Regions from separate parts of the Mus musculus genome. Here region 2 is linked to region 1. The links are chromatin loops, found by intact Hi-C in ENCODE. Cell type or tissue: left cerebral cortex. All regions are shown on one strand. Links, peaks and the distances in the headings refer to the core of each region. The heading gives the core; the rest is flanking DNA.

Region 1 (9,155 bases), core at 1,349-6,348:
ATGCTAACATCTCAATCATGCGTTTTCATCCAACTATATATCGACAGTGACTTTTCAAACTACAGCTTTCCTCTTTTCTACTATTTCTACAATTCAGTCACCAAATTAGAGGTTAGAAACTAGAGATCACTTTATTGCCTATATAATATTAGTATCAAATCAGTGAGTTCCTTTAGATACCTTCTCCCCCTCCCCCTTTTCCCCAAGAACCACTTTTAAGTTGCCAGGAATTACATCTGAGGTGTGTCTTTAAAAAGCAGGTCCCTACACCAGCCTAGACAGAGGGAGCCACCATGCCCAAGGACAAGACAATTCATAGGCATCAGTGAGCCCCCAATGACTGACCCAGCATTTCAAACTTCTAAACTACGAATCCTACCTACTTTGCTCTGTCTTGGAAGTCTGTTTTTGTAATCCTGGTCATAGATGCTACCATAGACTCTAAAGAGAGCTAGTTAGTTTGTCCAGGAATCTGGTCATTTTTAAGAATCCCCCAACCTCTGGATCAGGTCTTGAGCCTTGGCTGGCTGGAACTTTGTGAATGTGTCACCTTTCTATTGCCTGGGTCCAGGCACAAAGCCATCTTGTGAGTTCTGTTGGCAGCAGTTTTAAGCAGTATTGAGCTTTGTGTATCAAATGCAAGGTTCCTTGGCAGACCATGTACTTCTGACTGTGCCCTCTGCCTCTTCCCCCCTCCAACTTGTTAGCATAGCTTCACTTTCAGAACTCAACACTTCCTGTGGCTATTCTCCAGCTCCTCTGCACTGTCACCTAACCCCCATCTCTAGCCCATGTTTTTTCACCTCTCTTCAATACTTCCCTCTACCAGAGATATCCTAATCTAGATGCCCTAAACCCATTGATATTCTAATGTTTTAACTCTCGCATGACTAAGCTCATTGAAGCTATTCAGAATGTACGGTTTGTAGATAAACATCATAAGCCAGCAGATTTCCCTGCCACATTCTCTCACGTCCTTACCTCGGTGCAATCTGTTCTTGTTACCTGAAAGGCCTTTTTCATCTCCACCTTAGCTCTCCAGGCCCAGCTAAACACACACATGCTTTACACTATAAGCACACACCCTTGTGATGGTTTGAATGAGAACGGCCCCCATTCATTCATATGTTTGAATGCTTGGCTCTAACTTGGTGGAATTGCTTGGGAAGGATTAGGGGAGATTGCCTTGTTAGAGTAGGTGTATCACTGGGAGTGGGTTTTGAGATTTCAAAACTACACATCACTTCATCTCTCTCTCTCTCTCTCTCTATCTCTCTCTCTCACACACACACACACACACACACACACACACACACACACACACACACACACACACACACTTGTGGATCAAGATATAAGCTCTTAGCTACTGCTTCAACACCACACCTGCCTGCCTGCTGCCATGCCTCTCCCTACAGTGGTCATGAACTCTAACCCTCTGAAACCATGAGCCCCAAATTAAATGCTCTCCTTTATAAGTTGCCTTGGTCCTGGTGTTTTGTCACAGCAATAGAAAAGCAACTAAGACAACCCTCTTCTCGGTATATGGAGGCACTTGCTGGGACCCACTTAGATTGCCATCTGTGGCTTTACCCTCTGCTATAGTGGGTTGGGTTACGCTACACTTCCCTTTTCTTGCTTTTTAATGTCAGGAACTTGTGACCCACAACCTCCACTCCTCCTTGTCCTATTTCTCTCCTAGGCATATGTATGTTCACACCCATGCATGTATACTCACACTCAGGCACACCCTGATTGCCCTTCCATGAGTTCTCCACCCTAGTGACAAGCATCACCTTCTCAGGCACCCTCCATGCCCATTCTTTCAGGGTACAGCGTTGGACACCACTTCTCTCAAAAGCCATCCTCCCAGGACACCATCCCCTCAGTGGCCTGAGTCAGGTGTCCCTGCTTGCTGTTGTCAGGGAGCCCTGAGCTATCTCTCTCAAGACATCTATTACATTGTACTGGAGTAGCTGTCTGTTGGTATAATTTACAACATGACTTACTGTATGAGAGAGGAGCACCCAGGAAAGGTATCAAATGTATATTTGTTGAATGGTTTAGTAGAGTTGAAAGGAGGAGTGGATAGATGAACAGAATTGAGAAAAGAAGAACCCAGAAGGACAATTTGCTGTAAGAATGGGTCACCTTTCTCACCCTCAGACTTTAGTCCCTCAGGGGGTTATGTGCCACTGGGGGGGGGGGTCATTCCTGGCATCTCATTTCTCTTTGGAGTAGGCATTGTAGTTGTGTCTAGGTCCTTACAGGCTCGGGTTTAATTATGAGGCTGAGGCTAAGGACATGGGGTGGGCACAGAGTAAGCCTGAATGAGAATGAAGGATCTGGGCATAAATCAGAAGAAAACTCTGTAGGGCTGAGGCTGGGCTGGTGACAGGGCATGGCTAGATCTGGGGGTTAATTTGGGGGTGGTCTGGGGTCGGCAATAGGTTTGGAGAGAAGTGTGAGGGGGAGGTATGGATGAAGTAGAGACACATCTGAGAATGGGGCTTCTTCTGCATTAGTTTCTTCTCTTCGCAGTGTCTGGGGCCCTGAGAGTCCTCCCAGAAGTACAGCTGAATGTAGAGTGGGGTGGATCCATTATCATCGAATGCCCACTCCCTCAACTACACGTAAGGATGTATCTGTGTCGGCAGATGGCCAAACCTGGGATATGCTCCACTGTGGTGTCCAACACCTTTGTCAAGAAGGAATATGAAAGGCGAGTCACCCTGACGCCATGCTTGGATAAGAAGCTATTCCTAGTGGAGATGACACAGCTGACGGAAAATGACGATGGAATCTATGCCTGTGGTGTGGGCATGAAGACAGACAAAGGCAAGACCCAGAAAATCACCCTGAATGTCCATAATGGTAGGTGTTTAGAAAACTGAGACCAGCATCTAACTGTAACCATCCCATACTATTGCCATATTAGCCATCCCAGTATTAACACAGAACAACACAGCTTAACTTCACAGTTGACCGACACCACAGCCTAGAACCTTCTAGCCACAGGAGATGAAAGGAGTAAGATAGATGTTGTATGTTGCCCATTCTACCCAGGGCATGAATGGAGAGGTAGACCTTAGACAGAGGAGGTTTTGAGGATGAGGAAACCATCAGAGGAACCATGCATGTCCTATGTAATTATTATGTGTGTGATTATTATGTCTTGGGTGGATAAGACTAAGAAACAATGATCGAGCCAAATGTGTTACTATACGGTGGGGTCCTACATTTCTTCTTAACTCTGACTTTTCCATGACATCCTAACATGTGCATGACTGCTTCAGCAATGTATAACCCCCAACAGTCCAATGGCTTTATAGGGAGCGCTGGATATGCTGGTGGGAAAGGCCAGCATTCAGGGAGACTCTATACCCGTTCCTTTCTTGTTGTTTCTGTGGACTATTCTCATCTCCTCATGGCCTTGGCTGAGTCAGCTCTTACTGGACCCTCCAGTCTTATCTCTTCCCTGATGATCACCAACGAATCCCTCTTGCCTCCAATAGAATACCCAGAACCATTCTGGGAAGATGAATGGACCTCTGAGCGGCCAAGATGGTTGCACAGATTTCTGCAGCACCAGATGCCCTGGCTCCACGGGAGTGAACATCCCAGCTCTTCTGGAGTCATAGCCAAAGGTGAGCTCATCAAGTCAAGAGCGCGAGAAGAGGGAGACTTGTTTTGTTCAATTCATAAGGCAGTTAGCAAAGCTGAAGGGACTTTCCCATGCTTTTTCCTTGGGAAGGACCTTCATCTGACAGCTAAGAGGCCAGGCCCTAGTTGGAGGAGTCACATACCACCACTAGGTGGCATACAAGTAACAAAGTGCCCAATTCACAAACCCCAGGTCCTATTTGAATGACTAGAAACCAAGACTGGGCAGACGTTTGCCAACTGGAGGTCAGTATGTTTCCTGCTACCTGCAGGGGTGTCTTCTACCTGCTGGTAATTAGTGGTTTTAACAACTCTATTTAGCAATTAAAAGATGATTATCTACTAACATTCCCATGCATCTTAACATATACTGGTGAGTTAGGTACGTTAATTGAACATTGCTGCACTAGGAGGCCTTGCTGGGGTCAAAAGAAACAGTGTAACTGGGCAGATCATAGATCCATGAGTGTGACTGACTGGGATGAAATTGGGAAGAATATATGAGCACAGAAGAGCAAGGTACTCCCCATGTCCAGAAGACAGTAAGCCTGTGAGGTCAGGGAAGGCATCCTGGAGAAAATATTTAAAGTATGTATGCATGCATGCATGAAAGTTTTTTGTGTAGTTAGAGCACTATAAAGGCATTTGTGGCCACAAGGACTACAAAAACAGGTGGTGTGTATGGGCAAAAGGGGAGAAGTGATTGTGGGTGGAAGAGGAGACCCACTTCTCCTGGAGACTGGAGAGCACAGCATATCTCCCACTGATGTAAGCTTTCCCTTCCCTCTTGAAGTTACCACGCCAACTCCAAAGACTGAGGCCCCTCCGGTTCACCAGCCCTCCAGCATCACTTCAGTAACCCAACATCCCAGAGTTTACAGAGCATTTTCTGTGTCAGCTACCAAGTCCCCAGCGCTCCTGCCAGCAACCACAGCCTCAAAGACTTCCACTCAGCAAGCAATCAGGCCCCTAGAGGCCAGCTACAGCCACCACACCAGACTTCATGAGCAAAGGTAAGAAGGGCTTCTATGTTTAGTGCCTGTGTACTAAGAGCCCTGAAGTCATCCTATATCCTTCTCAGCTTTGTCTCCAGAAACCCTCTGAGAAATGCTCTGCTTTTGAGTGTTCTGTATAAATGCATTAGTCTTATCATCAAAGAATATGCTTTGTTGTTGTGGGTCTCCCTGCCCTTGTGGACATCAGCCAATTCTGTCCACAAGGGCAGTGGAAGCAGAGGCATCGAGATGGGAGGGGATTTGGAAGCCCTGTGAGTACATACAGTGACTAGCCACACTGGAACCAGCTATCAGGAGGCAGATCAACTTTATTTAGGGTGATTCAAGGCTTATAAAGTTTTGAGGGACTGAAAGTAGAAAAATCCAAAATAGGCAAAGGTCATTGGCTGGGGGCTTACCTGGATACCTCACTAGCATGGGGAAGCATTTTAGGAATCTCAGGTTCTGGCTGAACGAGATTTATCGGGAGAAAGAAAATTGATTCTGCAATCTCATTGAGGCTTCGTGACATTCCTCAGGTAGAAACGTGTGGGTTTAGAATTCCCCAGGTAAGGTCAGTGGGGTTTCTCCTTGAAACCCCACTAATGAAGGGAGTCTCTTATATTACACCAGGCCCAGAGGCTATCCAGTCATGATGGACTTTGACCTTAGTTAGCAGAGTTTTCCCACATGTAGTATTCTTTGCAACTCCCTAGTTCTGATCTTATAGAAAGACTCAGGTCTTTCTATCATACAGATTCATTCAGGCCTGTTGTAATGTATAACTAAATGAGAAAAAGGGTTTAATTAATTTAAAGTAATTAAAAGTATTTACTAATCAATTAGCATTAAAATTACTCTTACTTTTTTTTTCTTTCCTTCTTAATGCTGCTAACACTTTGTGACAAATGTTACTATTGCTTAGCTTGGTTCTAAATATCGGACCTCAATGAACCACTAGGGGGCAGCATTAAAGCAAATGTGTGTGAAACCCCACAAGCAATTTGCCTGAGCAAATACAAAAGAGAAAAAAGGCTATCATTTGGATCCTGTGAGGGAACTGGGGCAATAAAATCTATGTGGCTTCAATGAAACTAGGACTCTTAGTTTCCATCTCAGAAATCCACGTAATAAATGTTTCTTTCATGTCAACTGTGATAAAGACACACAATGTCCAAGTGTGGTTAATACAGGTCTGCCTATGCCAAGGTTTCTAACTGTGGGAATAGAAGCCATATCAGACCCTGCGATGGACTGGCTGTCTTCAATTCTTCCCACCCCCTATGATTTTGGTCAGAACAGTTTTGTGAAAGTCCAAAGTCCATTTCTGATACCCATTTATAACAAAATAAGACTCAGGGAAATTAAAACTCGCTCAAGAGCACAAAACCAGTAAAATGAGGAACTTAAATTTGAACCAAAGACTCCTGACCCCATAAACAAATCTCTTTGGGGATGATGGAGGAAATTCTGTTAACAATGGGTCAACTCGAAATCACCTAAAGAAAGGTGGCCACTGAAGGGTGAGTCTTTAAGTTTCCTTTCCTTGTCTAAGTTCTCTGTCTCTCTCCTTTTTCCCACGGCCAAGGACACGCCACCATGGCCCACACTATGGGAGAGAAGACCGAGGGCTTCACATCCCCATCCCAGAATTTCACATCCTGATTCCGACCTTCCTGGGCTTTCTCTTGCTGGTTCTTTTGGGACTGGTGGTAAAAAGAGCCATTCAAAGGAGGAGAGGTGAGCCACTTGAGGATCTGGGCTGTGGTTGGGAGACCTGAAGTACAAGAGCCCAGAGCATTCAGATCTAGCTCGGATGCCCAGGTAACCGGGATGAGAAATGGAGTCTAAAAATAGTTTGCCCTTGCTCCTGTGCTCTGTACCCTGGGCGTCTAAGTCCAGGCTACAACATTGCCAGGCATCCTAGAGGTGTATAGCCTTCAGTCTGGGAGAAAAGAGGCAGGTGGCCACTGGTGTCTGATGCCATGCCCTTCTCTTTTCTTGGTGACCTCCTGAAGCCTCCTCCAGACGTGCGGGCCGACTAGCGATGAGGAGGCGAGGCCGGGGGGCTTCCCGCCCGTTCCCCACACAGCGCCGGGATGCCTCGCAGAGGCCGCGCTCGCAGAACAACGTCTACAGCGCCTGCCCCCGGCGCGCACGGGGACCAGACAGCTTGGGTGAGCGCACACACTAGCGAGGCGTGGAGACTGGGGCCAGCCGGAAACCGGGGACAGGTGGTGACCAGGCGTGGGAAACCCGGGTCCTCACCGCTTTCTTCTGTCTCATAGGTCCAGCGGAGGCTCCGCTCCTCAACGCCCCAGCCTCAGCGTCCCCCGCTTCTCCGCAGGTAAGCTCCGCCCACCCCGGCCCGTTCAGCCAGGCTCTTCCCCCCCCAACCGGTTGTATCCAGTCCCTAAATTGAAGCCCTCGAAGGCTGGCGCTGCAAAATCTGTGGTTATCTTAGTTACCTGGCAAGCATTTCTTTTCGGATAAATGAATGTTGGATGTCTTTAGTCTAGTAGGGAAGGTACCCCTGCAGCGACTAAGGTGTAAAAAGGACGCTAGGTTTCTAGAAAGCTAGATGGGGTGGAAGCTACTCAGATAGTTTTACCTCTGTGAGAGAGGTATTTCAGACATCTCAGAGAGAGAGAGAGAGAGAGAGAGAGAGACAGAGAGAGAGAGAGAGAGAGAGAGAGAGACAGAGAGAGAGAGAGAGACAGAGAGAGAGAGAGAGACAGAGAGAGAGAGAGAGAGAGAGAGAGAGAGAGAGAGAGAGAGAGAGAGAGAGAGAGAGCCGCGTTATTTAAAGTGCCTGGGCAGAGATGCAGACATTCAACATAGCAGGTATCATTTTGTTCCCCCAAATTAAGGGAACAAACTTTAAGCATTCCCAAAGTCTAAAACATTTGGGCTTTGTAGTCAGAAAACGTGTTAATAAGGGCATCAAATGTGCGTGTGTTAATTAGTGTAAATTAATTAAATACAACAGACCCCCAAACCCTCAGGGTTCAAACCAGAGGGACAGGAAGAAGAGGATTAATCCATGAGGTCATCCAGGGACATTTTGTTCCAACAACTCCAGGCAGCTTTCCTGGTCCATGGTTAGTACTCAACCACCAGAACCAAGTTCTTATTTCTACACACAGAGATGATGGCTTCCTTAGGATCGTGACCCTGCATTCTCATATCTCACTAGTACTTGCCTCCCATTAGCTGCCGTGAAGTCATGTCATGCCTGGCTGGCAATATATTGTTTAAATGATCATATAAAAAGGGAAGAATGCTACCTAGCCCTGTAGTCACCTCCAGCTGTTTGAATGTGCCCCCCACACCTGCCCTCCAAACACAGACATAACCAGTCTTCGCTCACAAGACCCTCTTCTGGACTGCCTCCTGCTGAAAGCTAACCCTGTCTCATTCTCTCAATAAGTGTGTGTCTGTGTGTGTGTGTGTGTGTGTGTGTGTGTGTGTGTGTGTGTGTGTCAAATATACAGAGTATGCTCAATGGCTTATTTCAGTCTTCATATTTCAGTCTTCATAGGGAAAGTTTTCATTTTTTTTTAAACCAAATACGTTGACATTCAGTGGGAGATGTGTTTTTGAAGCAACCTTCTGCTCTTTCTCCTGTTGGTAAAATACAAAATGTAGAAGTCCCTTACAAAGGATGCTTCCTGCATTCAGAGGACTGCCCTTCTAGTTCTTAGAACTTTCATTTAGATGACTGATTGAAGTCTCTGTGGTGGCATTCTTCTGTGGGGATCACAGTCCTGTGCCATGTTAGTCTTGACGTAGCCTGGTCTTCTGAGAATTGCCATGAAGGGGAAGTCTTGGAGTGTCTCACTGGGGAAGAGAAGCGCCATCGTGCCCACATGGTCTGCAGTCTTCCTCCGCTACCCCGCCCTTTGCTGGAATGCACTCTTGTCCCATGTCATGGCCTCTCTGAGTCCTTGCAGAGGTACAAGAAATGATTCACCCTGCCTCTAACTGGTTGCCGGAGAAGATGCATATTTCCAGAACAAGTCATATCCCTTTATCCCCAAGGGGAGCCTTCTACAGGAGGACCTCCTTCACACTGCTCGGCCCTATGATTTCAGTCTTAAACCCTATGCAAAGTGTGTCCTGCCCACATAGAATGAAGTGGTTTCCAGTTATTTAGAGTGAGACTGTACCCTGAAAAGCCCCAGGGCTGGCCCACTTGATGGAGCTCAGCACCTTTGCGGTTGGGAGCTCAGCAACTCTGCCCCTGCTCCTTCATTTCCTGCAATGGAAATCCCAGCCAGAGCTAATGACACTCCTTTGGTTGTTCCCAGGTACTTGAAGCTCCTTGGCCCCACACCCCATCTCTGAAGATGAGCTGTGAATACGTGAGCTTGGGCTACCAGCCTGCTGTCAACCTGGAAGACCCTGATTCAGATGATTACATCAATATTCCTGACCCATCTCATCTCCCTAGCTATGCCCCAGGGCCCAGATCTTCATGCCAATGAGTTCTGCCTG
Region 2 (9,155 bases), core at 2,130-7,129, 87 kb after region 1:
TCTTACCAATCAACAGGTCATCCAGACAAAACTGAAACAGAGAAATAATGAAACTAATAGACATTATGAATCAAATGGACCCAACAGTTATCTACAGAACATTTCACTCAAACACACACACAAATATCTTTTTCTCAGCACCTCATAAAACCTTCTCCAAAATTGACCATATACTTGGCCACAAAACAAGCATCAACAGACACAAGAAAATTGAAATAATGCCTTATATCTTATCAGACTACCATGGTTTAAAGCTGGACTTCAACAACAACCAAAACGCCAGAAAGCCTACACTCTCTCTACCCAATGTTCAGGCAAACTGAACAACTTGCTATCCAATGATCTCTGGGTCAGGTAAGAAATAAAGAAATTTAAAACTTTCTAGGATCAATGAAAATAAAGGAACAGCATACCCAAACTTGTAGGACACAATGAAAGCAGTGCTAAGAAGAAAGTTCATAGCACTAAGTACCTCCATAAAGAATTCGAGAGTTCTCATACCAACAGTTTCAAAGTACATCTGAAAGCTCTTGAACAAAAAGAAACAAACACACCCAAAAATAGAAGACAGCAGGAAATAATCAAAATCGGGGCTGTAAGTAATCAATTAGAAACAATGAAAACCATAAAAAGAATCAACAAAACCAAGAGCTGGTTCTTTGAGAAAATCAACAAGATAGAAAAATCCTTAGCCAAACTAACTAAAAGGCAGAGAGACAATATCAAAATAAACAAAATCAGAAATAAAATGGAGACATTACAATGAATCATTAGGTCTTTAATAGCCTGTATTCCACAAAATTGAGAAACCTAAACAATATGGATGATTTTCTAGACAGATGCCACTTACCAAAGTTAAATCAAGATCAGGTAAACTACTTAAATAGTCCTATAACCTTTAAGAAAATAGAAGCAGTCATTAAAAGTCCTCCAGCCAAAACGAATTCTACAAAACTTTCAAAGCACAGCTAATACACTACTCCTCAAACTATTCCACAAAATAGAAGCAGAAGGAACACTGTCACCACAGTTACCTTGATACCTAAACCACACAAAGACTCAACCAAGAAAGAGGTTTAAAGATCATTCTGTCTGCACCCCTGAAGCAAGTTTCCTGGAAGGACAGAATATGTGGGCCCACTCAGGGGAAACCAGAGTTCTCCTTGTGGTGTGGAAGGTGTTATCAACTGGGCCCCTAGAGCAAGTTTTTACCCCACTCAAACTTTTACACCCTTGTGAGAAGGGACTGATTTTAGCTACATTACTTGAATTGAGAAGCCCTAGATTCTGTGGCTTGGATATGGTTTGATTTTTATTCGTCAGGATTTCAGATACTGGTATGTTAAGAAGTGAAATCCTGAGACTGGAGAGATCTCTCAGTGGTTAAGAGCACTGACTGCTCTTCCAGAGGTCCTGAGTCCAATTCTCAGCAACCACATGATGGCTCACAACCATCTTTAATGTGATTCAATGCCCTATTCTGGTATGTCTTAAGACAGTTACAATGTACTCGTATACATAAAATAAAAATAAATTTTAAGAAAAAGAGGTGAGGTCTCATGGGAGTTCCTTATGTCACTAGGAACCACCCTTTGAAGGGATTCTCATGATACCCTTGACTTAGTTCCAAGAAAGTCATTACAAAAGGAACAAGCCTGCCCCTCTCCCTGGAATCCTGTTTTATAATGGGAAGTTTTACTAGGTAGGTTTAATGTTGCTACCATGAGACACCACAACCAAAGCAATTAGGGAATGAAAGGATTTATTTGGCTTATACTTCACTGTTCATTACTGAAGGAAGTTAGGACAGGAACTCAAACAGGCCAGGAACCTGTGAAGGCAGAGGCCATGGAGGGGTGCTACTTATTGTATTGCTCCTCATGGCTTGCTCAGCCTGCTTTCTTACAGAACTCAGGACCACCAGCCCAGGGATGACACCACTTCCAATGAGTGGGGCCCTCCCTATCAATCAGTGATAAAGAAAATGCTCCACAGGCTTGTCTACAGACTAATCTTATAGTGGTATTTTCTCAGTTGATGTTCCCTCCTCTCTAATGTCAAATTGACATAAAACTAGGCAAGCCCAGAAGTCTCCCTCATACGCTTGTTCCACCATGATGTCATCTGCCATTAGTTCCTTACCAGAAGTCATATCAATGTGGAATACATTATTTTAGACTTGCAACCTCTTAGATGATGAGATAAGTAAATCCCCTTTCTTCTTAAAATCCCAGTATTGGGGGTCTTGTTAAAGTGCTTAAATAAATAAATAAATAAATAAATAAATAAATAAATAAATACACTAGATTGCAGCGCTCATGAGTCAAAAGCTGGGATCTGACCCTTCAAAGGCAGACTCCAGAGTGGATGATGGTTGCCACGGTTATGGTATGGAGCCTGTGATAGAGAACTTAATCCAGCTCATGGTCAGAGATGAACTCCCTAAGGAAGGAGGCTTAAGTCTGAAATACAGCAGAGTACCACAAATAAAACAATCTCAATTCCATCCTTTCCTCTGACCTCCCAATAGATTTCAACACATCCTCCAAGATGCTTACTCAAACTGCCCACAGGCAAGACTATTCATGGGCACTGCGCTTCCTATTCTCACCCATCTTGCTTTTCAGCCCTCTTTTTCAGGGGTGTTCTCCCATGAAGCCTCCTCCAACCCTCTCTTCATGAAAGTCTTTGAACCAGAATCCTGGTCTGCCATACATCCTCAGAGCCAAGTTGAAAATTTCTCTTCTTTCTTTCCCTAGAAAAATTTTGGCTTTGACACTAGTTTTCCTAGCACCAAACATTAATCACAGATCAAGCTGAAATGCTACGCTGAAGTTTATACAAATTTTGGGCAGAATGGGGCACAGAGTATCTGATATGGAGAACTCTGGGACTTTTTAGCTCCTAGCCATCCCATTAAGTCCAGACAAGATCAAGGCCTAAGAACCTGAGGAACTTGGACTCTTCCCCTAAATTCTGGTAGACCAGATCTCTGAGGGTGGAATTATCTTTACTCCGCCAGCTAGCCTTTCCTCCCAGACTTCCTCCAAATGATCCTTGGTCTGAAGAAGAAATGGAAGGGAGAGAAGATGCTGGTCCCATGTGGCAGCATGCCAGATCAGTCTGTCATGAACTCACTTCTGCTTCTCTGCAACTCTGCCACACCTAGGGAAACTCAGAAACACCTGGCAGGTGGCAATATCCAAATCTATCTGCTGGGAACAGAAACGAATTGGAAAGAAGCTGATAGGGCTGGTGCATGGAATGAGCCTTCGCCAAGATGAACACACATACGGATTCTGAGTTTTGCACATACTTCCTCTTCGAGAGGATGGATGAGTATGTGTGTGTGTATATATATGTATATATATATATGCATATATATGTACATATATATGTACATGCGCATGTATATGTATATGTGTATGTATATATCCCCAAATATATTATCTAATGTAAATATATTATATATAGTATAAACATTATCTATTCTATTCTATTCTATTCTATTCTATTCTATTCTATTCTATTCTATTCTATTCTATTCTATTCTATTCTATTCTGGAGGGAATGCTAACACCAGGGAGCTCCCAGAGGTGTTAGCATCATCTGGAAGGAGGTCATTGTAGTTCAAAGTCCTGTTCAAAGAGGAGTCTTCATAGGAAAATAAAAAGAACCTTAAGCCAGGACAGATGAACCTCTGAAAGCTACAGTTGTGGCAATGTTAATAACAGCAACTGATGCTTATAGACTGCTTACTATGTGCAAGTACATGTCTCCAAACACCTAATGAATTTGAAATCATGTAATCTTTGATCCAAAATAGCCTGCCTCACTGAGTCTTTTGTAGGGGCTGGGTCTTGTTGCCAATCTGTCATTTTCATAAGACTATATTAGTGTAAAAGAACTGTAATATGCTGAAACCATTCATTGATTCAACATACTGAGCACACACTATGCTAGACAATGGGAAGGCAAAGAGACAACACCTCCTTCCCTTGGAGAGACAAGAATCTAGTGAGAGAAACAGGCAGGTAGAAAGGGCAACTCATTGCATTGGGATATGTGTTTTGAAGAGGGCCACTGCATGCTGAAGAACATAGTACAAAAGTTAGGAGGGAAATAGAGGTGTGCGGTATGGGGTATCAGAGAAATCATGTGGGTAAAGGTGAACTTCACTAATGCTTCAAGGATACATGGGAGTTAGGCAAGAGAAAGGCAGGCATCCTGGCCAGATGGTTAACAGGGGCAGAACTTGGAAATGGGGCAAGAAAATGAGTAGGAGGAGAAAGTAAAGCAGTTTCATGAGCTGCTCAGAGTTGTGCCAAACAGACTTCACTCTGCAGCTCTAGCGCATACACCCATATTAAAAGCCAAACGTTCTTGCCAAGCCATGTCCGAGTTTTAAATACATGATTAAATAATTGCCATTGTTTGAAGCCACTGTTTTGAGACAGTTTGTTTTTCAGCAACAGATAATGAAAACAATCACTCTGGAGATGAAAGGAGGAGGAGGAAGAGGAGGAAGAGAAAGAAGAGGAGGAGAGCTATGTGCGAAGGACTTATTATGTTCATACAAAGTGCCAATAGCTTACCCCTTCTAGGCCTCATGCAAGGTCAAAAGCATCCACTATTTGGCTAACATCTGGAAGCTAATTGTATCTGCTAATTATTAATAGGCCATGATTGTAGGTGGTGTAAAAGAGTCTTTAGGCTTCAAATATAGGGTTTTGGAAGATCCCTGAAATCTGGGTAAAAAGCCAAAGGTAAGGTAGGATTCTGGTACCTTGAAAAGGTTGCAGACTCACAAACTATTTTCAGCCTGAAGGAGAGTGGTTTCTAACAGTTCCACACAAGCTTCTATACTTTCCTGTCTTTTTTTTTTAAATATGTGCATGTGCTTGTGCGTGTATATGTATGTGTGTTCTGTGTGTATTTATGTTCAACCATATTTTTGTTTATACACTCTGTGTGTATTTTTGTTTAACCATCTGGCAAGGATGTCTGTCTTTCTCTTGCCTAACTCCCATGCATCCTTGAGTTCGTGAAGCTCACCTGTACCCACAAGCCCATGGATGCTAGGAGACGGCATCAGATGCCCCACTACTGGAGTTACAGGCACCTGGCATGGGTATGACTGAGGACCCAGACCCAGTCCTCTGAAGCAGCCACAGAGCTCATGCCCACTGATCCTTCTCTCCTACCCTTCCTTTGTTTTTTGAACGAAGTTTCAGAGGGCACACTTAGCAAGCTTGAGAAAGATGTGACATTTGGAACGAGAGTAGGGACAGGGAATGTCAGATGAGGGTCCTAAATGTTTTAACAATCTGGAATAAGTTTATTCCAACAAGTTGAAATTTAAGATGGATAAACACAAGACTCTCGACTGAATATGAAAAAGAAGGCACCTGAAGTAAAGCAGATAAGAACTTTGACCTAGTCACCTGAGACTTGCCTAACCTTTGGACTGTGGGGTAAGACAGATAGCCTAAATCCCTTACATACACCAGTAAGTAACTATGAGCTTTGGGAAATCATTTAGGGACTGGAATGTAGCTCAGTTAGTGGGGTGCTTGCATGAGTTCAATCTCTAGAACTACATAAAACAGGTATGGTGGTTCATGCGCATAATCTCAGTGCTCAAAAAGGGGGGGAGGGGGCAGGAGGATCAGGAGTTCAAGGTTCCCCTCAGTTGCAGACATAGCAGGAGTGCGAGACAGTGTTCCCAGTGCAAGTCCTTCTGTAGTAAGGAACCGAAGAGAGATGGACACTAGTGAGTGACTCACTCTCTCATTTTCCTCCAGAATGGGACCTCAGCCATGGGATCTCGCCACATTCGGGTGTGTGTCCCTCCTTCAGTCAAACCTCTGAGAGTGTCTTCACAGCACTGCTACAAGTAGGTTTCCTGGGTGAGTATAAATCCTATCAATTAATATTAACTGCCTGTCTGTGTACCAGATTCTGTCCATGGAGATTTGCAGGGCTCTGGCCTGGCTAGAGCAGCCAAAGAGTTGTGCTATGCAAAGGGGAGGGGTAGTTGGATCAAGACACGCTGCTGGGTCTCTTCCATGGTCGATGCTGCTCCTGAGTCGGTGGTGGATAACAGCCAGGCCCTGGCTGGCCAGGCACAGTGGGCAGCTAAGGAGCCAAGGTCAAAGCCACCGAGTGGGGAGTGACTACAGTAGGCTGGAGGAGCTTCCAGTGAGGAAAGCTTCGGAGAGAATTCTCTCCCCCTAAGTGCTACAGCTATAAGACAGACGCTCTTTGATGAAGTAACTTATGTGTTTTATTTCTTATGGATAGCGTCTTATATATGTTTTGGGGTGGGGTGGGGTCTAAGCAGATGCTTTCTATTGACTTGGTCCGAGGTATTAGGGATGCCTCATCTCCATGTGGAGGGCCTTTTTGGGGGGTGGGGGGAGGTTACCCCTATGTGACTGATTGTCACCGTCCTCTCCATGGTTTATTGTGGTCACGTGTTCCAGGACAGGAGTCTGGTCAGGAGTAGATGAAACATCTACCGTTCTCAGATATGAGAGTACCGGGGTTTCTAAATTTGCTCAACCTTACCAGGTTTTCTGCCTGGTGGCACTGTCCCACAATTCACCATCATAAATGTATGTCAGTGTGTTCATGCTGTAGCTGTAATCGCAGTTCTTATCTTTTGACTGAACAATACAACAGTAGACTGAACAATGCAAAGATCCGAAGACAAAACAGCACAAACCACAACACAGAACCACAAGAAACATGGGAAAGCAGGGCACATTCCTCCAGAAGGTTATAACACGCAACTAGTGAGTTCAAAAGACTGCACTGGGGAAAGTGTGAAATGAAAATTGCAAGTTTACTGTTAAAAATAATCCATCACAGGGATCCAGGTTAGTTGGCATTGTTGGTCTTCCTGTGGGATTGTCACCTCCTTAAGGGCCTTCAATCCTTCCCCTAACTCTTCCATAGGGGCCTGAACTCTGTCCAGTGTTTGTGAGCATCTGCACCTGTCTCTGTCAGCTGCTGGGAAAAATCTCTCGGAGAACAGCTAGGCTAGGCTCCTGTCTGCAAGCACAACGTAGCATTATTAAGAGTGGGAAGGATTGGTGCCTGCCCATGGGACAAGTCTCAAAATGGGCCAGGAGCTCCCAAAGACTGAGGCACCAACCAAAAAAAAAAAAAAAAAAAAAAAAGCATACACAGGCTGGTCTGAGGCTCCAGGCACTTATGTATCAGAGGACTGCCTTGTCTGGCCTCAGGAGGAGAAAATGTGCCTAATCCTGTGAACTTGATGCACTGGGGTGCGAGGATACCCAGGGTGGGGACAGCCTCTCAGAGGTGAAGGGGATGGGGATAGAGGATAAAGGCAAAGGGGCTGGAGGATGAGGGATGGGGGGAAGGAGCTCTGTGAGAGGGGAGGAAGCGGCAGTATTTGGGATATAATTAATTAAATAATTAGTTCAAATGATCTATCACCTCCAAGAGGACACAAATGAGCAGATATATGATATCCAAGACCTGGAGTGGAACTCAGCAAATGAATGAGAAAATGGCAAAACAGATGGAACGTGCTTAGCATTGAATTGATGGTGTGTTAAATTAGCATGACGTTTTAGCCATAGTAATCAAAAGAACAAATGCACAGATTAATAAAATTAGAGATAAAAGATAAAAGGGTCATTCCAACAGTTACCAGTGTAATTTAGAAGGTCATAAAAACAGACGTTAAAATTTTATATCCTGCTAAACTGGAAAATCTAAAAGAAATGAATGACTTAGTAGATGCATATAATCTGCCAAAGTTAGAGTAAAAGGAGATTTAAAAAATTTAAGTAGATATGCATCGCACAGTGAGATTGAAGCGATAATTTAAAATTTCCCAACTAACAAAGTCCACACCAGATTGACTCTGCAGAATTCTAGCAAACCATCAAAGAACCAATACTCATTCTTAAATCATTCCATAAAACAGAAGAGAATGCTCTTAAATTCACTTTAGGAAGCATTACCCTGATACCAAAACCAGATAAAAAAGCAATAATGAAAAATAGATCAATATCCTTTGATGAACATAGACACAATAATTCTCAATAAAATGCTTACAAACTAACTTTATGAATCATCAAAAAGATGATTCTTTGTAATAGTGTTAGCTTCATTCCAGAGATGCAGGGATAGCTCAGCACACACAAATCTACACATATAAATACATCCCATAAAACAAATGCTCAAGGGCAGAGACTATGAAATCATTTCAATAGTCATTAGTAATGTCTTTGACAAAATCTGCCATCTCTTCAGACTGAAAATCCTGAAGATAGCAGAGATTAAGGAAACATGTCCCAACATAATAAAGGCTACATATGACAGAGCCATATATCATCATATAACATCATGATAAGAGGAGAAAAATGTGAAGCATTTCCATTAAAGTGAGAAACAAAGCTCCACTCTCCAGTCATATTTAACATAGTGCTCAAAGCCTTACCTAGAATAATAAGGCAAGAGAAGAAAGCAAAGGGATACAAATATGAAAGAAAAAATCCCAAATATCTTTATTTGCAGATGACATGATTCTACACACACACACAAAAGGCCCTTCACACTACACCAGAAAATTCTTGTAGCAAATAAAAAATTTTCATCAAAGAGGCAAGATACAAAATTAAAATGCAAAAATCAGGACCCTTGCTATATACCAGTGACAAATGAACTGAAAAATAGAATTAGGGAACAATTTTATTCACAATGGCCTCATAAACTAAATACGATAGCTTAGAATAAGCCTAACAAATTAAGTAATAGATTCCACCATCGACATCGATTCCAACGAGTCTGGAGATGTCCCAAATCCACGCTGGTAATCCAAAGGAACCCAGTTCCATTCTCCACATCCACATCAATGGGCTCCCGACCTTCTATAACTCCAACTTCCAGGGACTCCAACCCCTCTTCTGACCTCCCTTCGTGGGTACCCACACACATGTGACATCCATCCACAAAGCTGCTCCCCATACACACACAAATAAAAATAAGGTTAAAAAACACCATAGAAGGAAATTGAGCAAGACACCAGAAGATGATGTCTTGGATCAAAAGAATTGAATACTGTGAAAATGACTATGCAACTAAAGCAACGGAGGCTTTAAGGGAGAGAGGATAGT

What was found. A loop is a pair of places that touch in the nucleus more often than their neighbours do. Peaks named below come from ENCODE experiments on the same cell type or tissue, not always from the same donor. Only the 100,000 strongest peaks of a DNase experiment are listed, where the experiment ranks them.
Region 2: a loop joins it to region 1, with 2.0 times the contacts of the local background. A loop is called at or near these places in 20 of 42 quality-filtered maps.

The regions. Positions count from the first base shown.
Region 1 is chr1:130,871,507-130,880,661 of GRCm38, forward strand. It overlaps Fcmr (Fc fragment of IgM receptor), which reads left to right. Exons shown (of 8, transcript NM_026976.3): 2 at 2,542-2,874; 3 at 3,516-3,647; 4 at 4,457-4,676; 5 at 6,247-6,398; 6 at 6,677-6,835; 7 at 6,947-7,005; 8 at 8,969-9,155. The coding sequence ends at 9,145. Among named protein-coding and RNA genes, the nearest start is that of Fcmr, 10 kb to the left of the region's middle. In left cerebral cortex, for the core only: CTCF peaks have their summits at 3,823 (motif pointing right) and 5,612 (motif pointing right); DNase peaks (open chromatin) are centred at 3,812 and 5,629.
Region 2 is chr1:130,958,012-130,967,166 of GRCm38, forward strand. Gm41952 (a long non-coding RNA gene) reads left to right here and starts at 5,479. Exons shown (of 3, transcript XR_878521.1): 1 at 5,479-5,509; 2 at 5,805-5,909. In left cerebral cortex, for the core only: no CTCF peak of the experiment used is centred there; a DNase peak (open chromatin) is centred at 4,275.